Regions from separate parts of the Homo sapiens genome. Here region 1 is linked to region 2. The links are chromatin loops, found by intact Hi-C in ENCODE. Cell type or tissue: mammary epithelial cell. All regions are shown on one strand. Links, peaks and the distances in the headings refer to the core of each region. The heading gives the core; the rest is flanking DNA.

The links. A loop is a pair of places that touch in the nucleus more often than their neighbours do. Peaks named below come from ENCODE experiments on the same cell type or tissue, not always from the same donor. Only the 100,000 strongest peaks of a DNase experiment are listed, where the experiment ranks them.
Region 1: it touches region 2 in a loop (16-fold over the local background); 22 of 110 quality-filtered maps call a loop at or near these places.

Annotation. Positions count from the first base shown.
Region 1 is chr21:40,840,555-40,843,468 of GRCh38, reverse strand. All of the region lies in intron 1 of DSCAM (DS cell adhesion molecule), which reads left to right. Among named protein-coding and RNA genes, the nearest start is that of DSCAM, 5.1 kb to the left of the region's middle. In mammary epithelial cell, for the core only: a CTCF peak has its summit at 1,325 (motif pointing left); no DNase peak of the experiment used is centred there; H3K4me3 peaks cover 1,319 bases; H3K27ac peaks cover 1,444 bases.
Region 2 is chr21:40,465,952-40,468,865 of GRCh38, reverse strand. The region is part of intron 3 of DSCAM (DS cell adhesion molecule); the gene reads left to right. Among named protein-coding and RNA genes, the nearest start is that of DSCAM-AS1, 84 kb to the right of the region's middle. In mammary epithelial cell, for the core only: a CTCF peak has its summit at 1,786 (motif pointing left); no DNase peak of the experiment used is centred there.

The DNA of each region.
Region 1 (2,914 bases), core at 119-2,618, 370 kb before region 2:
AAGAATTAGATTTATTATATGTAATATAGTTTTGCTAGTATCCTGGCATCTCTGTTTTTACACACACACACACACACACACACACACACACACACACACATGCATGCATTCCTGACATCATCTTTTCCTGAGCTGTGGGATTTTCAGTTCTACTGCATCCGCTTTCATGGGGCCTGAGGGTCATGGAGATTAGAGACGGTGGGGTGCTGGGAGTAAGAAGGTGCTCATTAAAGAGAAGATGAGTATGCAGCACCTTTGAGCTTCATCCATTCACTTGATAGGAAATTACAGAGCACACGCTTGCTATTTTATTTAATTAGAAGCAGACCTTTGTAAATACAAATGCACCTTAAGGACTTCAAAGGTGATTTTTATTTAATTCACATAAATGTATGTAAGGAAGAAATGTTATCAGGTGAACAATTTCAGGGCTGCCTCCACTTCCCTTTCTCCCCCATCTTTATTAAACAGATTAAAAAGCTATCCATAATCTCAGGGTTCACCTAAATTCCGAGGCCTTTTAACTTAAGCTGCATGCCCCTCCAAGATGCCCTCTGTAGGAAAACAAAATGCCACGCAGACCTTCAATAAATGCCAGTGGATCGTTCTCCACTTTTTGACTCTCTCCTTTGTCATTTTGGTGTGACCACGGTTTGCTGCCTCGGGGGATCAGTGAGTCACGGGGGGCAGAACCAGCGCAATACAGCATTCTGGTAGGGGAACTAATTTTGACTAAAATATTTGCCAATTCTAATCCCCAATTCCTGGACCTCCGGGTAGCTGGCAAGGTATTTTATGTTAGATGTGTCTGGAGTAAGGTGCACGGAGTATTTCGACAAGAGACTCAATTCAATGCGTATTAAAACTTGATTGAGAGAGGGAGAGAGAGAGGTCATTTTATAAAGAAAGACCTGTGAACACTGTAGATTGGAAATTTATGTTTGCAAAATAAAAGGATGGGTTTATCAAGTGGATGCATTTACAAAATGTGGCATCCAGGTTTCGTAAAATTAGCTGAATTCTACGGGTAAGATTATGAATGTGGCTCATAAATAATTAATAGGTAGTGAAAAAGAATGTATTTTGCATTAGGCAGTGCATTCAATAGTATTTCGGAAATGAGCACTTCGATTTCCTCGGTTTCCATGCGTGGCCCACCTCTCCAGAGCAGGGCAGGCACCCAGGGGTGTGCCCACACAAACAAGCGCGTGTGGGCATTTTCTTGGCTGCTGCGCTGAAGTGCACGCTGGGCCTTGGTGCCCGCACCCTCAGCCTGGGAGATAGGGAGGTGGTGCTACCTGCAGGCCGATTGTGTCCCCGCCATAGGACACTAGTGGGCGGCAAACCTCACAAGACTCTTGCAGCCAGCCTTCAGCAGAGCCAGCAAACCCAGCCGCCACCGAGGGAGGACTGCTCCATGCAGATGGTCAGGGGCTTTCTTCTGAAGACGCCTCCCCCACGATCTCTCAAGTTCACTGCGCCCAAACTCCGGCGTCGTAGAGTTCGTCTAACAGGAACCGGGCAAAGGCAACCGCAGGTCAGGCGAGGTCCAGCAGCCTTTGTTTTCAACTGTACAGCGGAGGACCGTATTCACAGCAATATCTAGAAACCTAGAAGGTGCCCAGAAAGGAAACACAGGTGTTGCAGCGGGTAGCGGGCCCGCAGAAGGGTGCATTTGCACCCCCTTTCCAAAGCCGCGAGGGAACCCCGGCGTGGCGCGCGCCTCGGAGGTGGCAGCTCCGGGAGCAGCTCCGCGCCTGATTGGCTGACCTTCCAATGTCATTCCAGGAGCCGCCGCTTCTCCTGCTGATGGTGACAGGGGTGATGCTGACGTGCCCGCTCCTCCGCAGTCCATCAATCTCCGCAGGCAAGGCTCCGGGACCGGGAGCCCCCTTCCCTCTCCCCCAGGCCCACTGGAAAACACCTGTTCCCCTGGACTGGGGGGTTAACTCTTCAAGTTCCAAAGACCTGGGCACAAAAATGCTCATCTTATCTCTCCGCGCCCCTCCCCCCAACTATATTTATGTTCTTTTCTTCAATGTTGTGAAAATGCCAGAAAATTCAAAGTTGCATTTCCCTTGCCGAATCTATGGGTTAAGATAAGGCAGTGGGAATGGAAGATTCCAGCAGCCCCACGGAGTATCCACTATGTCGTTCTGAATTCAAAGGGTGGAGCACACGGATGTTTTCTGCAGGTGACGCAAGGTCTGTCAAGGTGGCAGGAGGGAAGCAGGGACAGGATTTTGGTTCAGAGGTCAGACAGCTTCTGACCAGGACGTTCAGAAGGGTTGGGTTTCACAAATCTGCTCCTGAAAATCAGTTCCCTCCATATTATCCTTTTTCTAAAAATCTTGGCTGTTTCCTTGATGGAGTCTGTGGTAATCGTTACGCCTGCATTTAGGTGATGCTGATTTGGCTAGTGACTGCCTCTCTCACTAGCTAGACAGGAGCCTCCATAGTCTGAAATGCGTGCGAAGCCTGAGCGTGTCCTTAGCACAGAGCAGAGCACATGGTATGGAGTAGTGGAAATAGATGATGTTCCTTACGGAGTGAAAGGAAAAAGTGATAGGCAGAGCCTTTCTCCCCTCCTTAACTCCTGTCCACCTTCCTCCCTCCCGTCCACCTCTCTCTTCTGCCTCTAGCTGATTGGCTCCCCCTCTTAGTTTGCTTTCCTGGACTTGCTCTCCTGGTCCCTATCTTGCATTCTGACTAAACCACTGGACTCTTTTGCTCTACCCACCTTTTTCTGTCGTAGTGACTCAATCACGGTAGAAATGTTTATTTTCCAGAAACGCCTGTGGCTTGGGGCATTTTCTTCTCTTTTCAAAAAGAGATTCATATTTCGAGTATCTGATGGGACTTCATCACTGTTGCACAACAGCTATGTAATTGCTTTAGGTGCTCTTCCTGCCGT
Region 2 (2,914 bases), core at 323-2,822:
CTGGATGGAGGTAATTTTTTTTTAAATCTTTATTATTTTGTTGTACAAATCTCCTCCTTTTTGACAGTTCAGAAATTTTCGACTTTTGGTTCTTTTCTTTATACTAACTTTCAGAAAATATCTACACTTCCATCTTAAATACCCAATAATCTGTTTCAGTTTAGCCAGAGAATAAACCCCTTAGGCTATCGAGATGCTTCTGGAAGCAGCATAATGTGCAGCTGAATGTGCAGGCGGGGCACGAGGACGCAGAATTTCAGGAAACCCCTCCTTGTTCAGCCCTTGCCCCACTCCAAACCCCAAAACCTTTGAGGCCTCCCCCTCCCCAATCCTGTGTGCAATATTTGCTGTTTTTCCATTTACTCCCTGACTTCAGATTGTTGAGCTTGAGTTCATGGACATTTCATAGTAACCCTGAAATATTATAAGTCTCTGAAATAGTGTATTTCTCTTCCTTTCTCTTCTCGCTCCTTCTCTTCCTCCTCTCTCTGTCTCTGCTATGAAATTAACTAGTTTCTTATTACAAACCAAAAAGTATCTCAGACAGGTCTCAATCGATTGAGGAGGTGCACCCAGGACACAGGTCTGTGCCTTCCTCCAAAGATGATTTTGAGGGTTTGGGGATTTAAAGGAGAAAGGGCAGATATTGGGGAAAGAGAAAGAGAATTTTAAATTTCAGTGAATCTTTATTTTTACATAAGATAAAATAAACATAGGGCAGAGGAAGCAAATCAGATGTGCATTTGTCTCAGATGGGCAGAGGAATGACTGAGTTCTGTCCTTCGTCCCGCACCTGTGAAGATAAGCTATCAATTTATCTCGTCAGGGTGAAATGCAACAGAACTATTTTAGGGTAAAGATCTTGGGGCCCGCAAGGAATTTCCTAGTGGGCAAATTGTGAGGGAGCTATGTAGTTTTTTTTTTTTTTTTTTTTTGGTTAATCTTTGTAGCTATCTTATTTTGGAATAAAATGGGAGGCAAGCTTGCCTGATATAGTTCCCAGCTTGACTTTTCCCTTGGGCTTAGTGATTTTGGGGTCCCACGATTTATTTTCCCCTCACATAATTGATGACATTTTAGTCCTTATTCCTTTACTTTTACTATTTTTAAAATTGCTTATAAAATCCCAATATTTGTGTATTTTTTAATCAATTCTTAGATAAGTTACTGCTTACTATAAATTCGTGTACATTTTACAATATTCCATATTTTAACAAATTACCCTCAAAGACATATCAAATTATTAAGTTTCATTTCTGGAAAGTATGTATAAAAGTGTTGATTCTTCTCTTACACTTCCTGACATTAAGCGTTATTTTTTAATCAATTTTATATACAAGTCAATTTTATGCCATCATTCATACTTCTAAATACGTACTTTTAGAAAGCTACATATTCCTGAAAACAGAACACTTATTCTTTCCACACAAAATAGTCATTTGAAAACTTCTGCAGATATAGACAAGTAAGTCATAAAACATTTAAATGTGTTTACAGAGATCAAGACTAATTATTTTGTAGATTAAATCTTTGTGTGCGTGTGTGTGTTTAAGAAGATTGTGGGGATTAAATCATTGTGTATATGCACAGTGTTTAAGAAGTTAATGTGCTGGAATTAAGAGGCAAAGGCAAATAAAATTGTTTCTAAAAATTTGTGACCTATCTTTGTGTCAGAAACAGCTTATATTTAAATTTGTTGTTTCTATAAGTCCACTTAATTGTCTTGATTGTTTAAATACAGGTAGAGTAATAATGATCAAAATCTGGGAGCCCTCTGGTGGCCAAAATATCTTTAGCTACAGACATACATCTTTGGCTTATGTTCTAGGTTCTCAAGATCTAGTTATTTTAAACTTCTTGAAAGTATAGGCATTTAAAAATAATCAACAGATGAACAAAGTGAAATAAACAAGAAAAAAATGTAATTGCATTAGGAAAACAATGTAAATTTGAAAAGTGATAGCCAGGTTCAACTCAGTTCTTGTAAGTGTTTTTGGAAACTGGCAAAAATCAAATGCATGTATTTGTCCGGGAGAAGCCACAGTATCATTGGAACCTTGTCCACTCTCAGCAATGCAAAAGCCCTTTGAGGTGGTCCCATAGAAATTTATAACATGTTACCCTCAATGAAGTGAAGGCATTTAAATTGGAGGAAAAAAGAAAAGAGGTGTGTTAGCTGTCTTCAGAGGTCAGAAGGGATTCTTTGTCATAGGATCACATTCCTTACCTGGACAGTGCAGGGAGAAACGGAAGCTGAAAAAACAAAACAAAACAAACAAACAGTTTCAAGTCCATTTAAGAAATAAATTATTATTAAAAACTATTTTTAAAAATGGACTGCCTTGATAAGCAGTGAGTTGCCCATCACTGTGAGTACTCAAGCAGGGAGATGGAAACACACTTGTTAGAATTGCCATGGAGGGGACTCAGGCTCTCAAGCTTGGGTCTAAAGTACATGGTCTCTTCCAGTGCTGTAACCCTGGGGCTACGTGGATCAACAATCAACCATCAGGTAGGAACTGTTGATGGCCTCAGAGCCTGTCTCTTTAAATCAGAGTTTCAGGAATGAAAAGTGATATTGGCATGAGAGGTCTTGGGTCTAGACAGGAGTGAATGTCATTTGTCTCAAGTTCTAGGAGGGGTAGATGTATCCAGCTGCATGCCGCCTTACTTCTGAAGGGATAAAAGCAGAGATGGCTTCTGATCTCCAGCAACTCCTTAGTTGTTCATAAGCAATGAATTTAGAATCACAGATGGGACCACACATATGTCTGTGGGATGCTGGCGTTTCTTTCTGAACAACAGTTCCATTTTTATTGCACTCCTTGTGACCACATCTGCATGTTTCACAGTCTTTTTGAGATTTTTGCAGGCATGATTCCGTCACCCAAAACAGCAAGGATATGCTACTCTT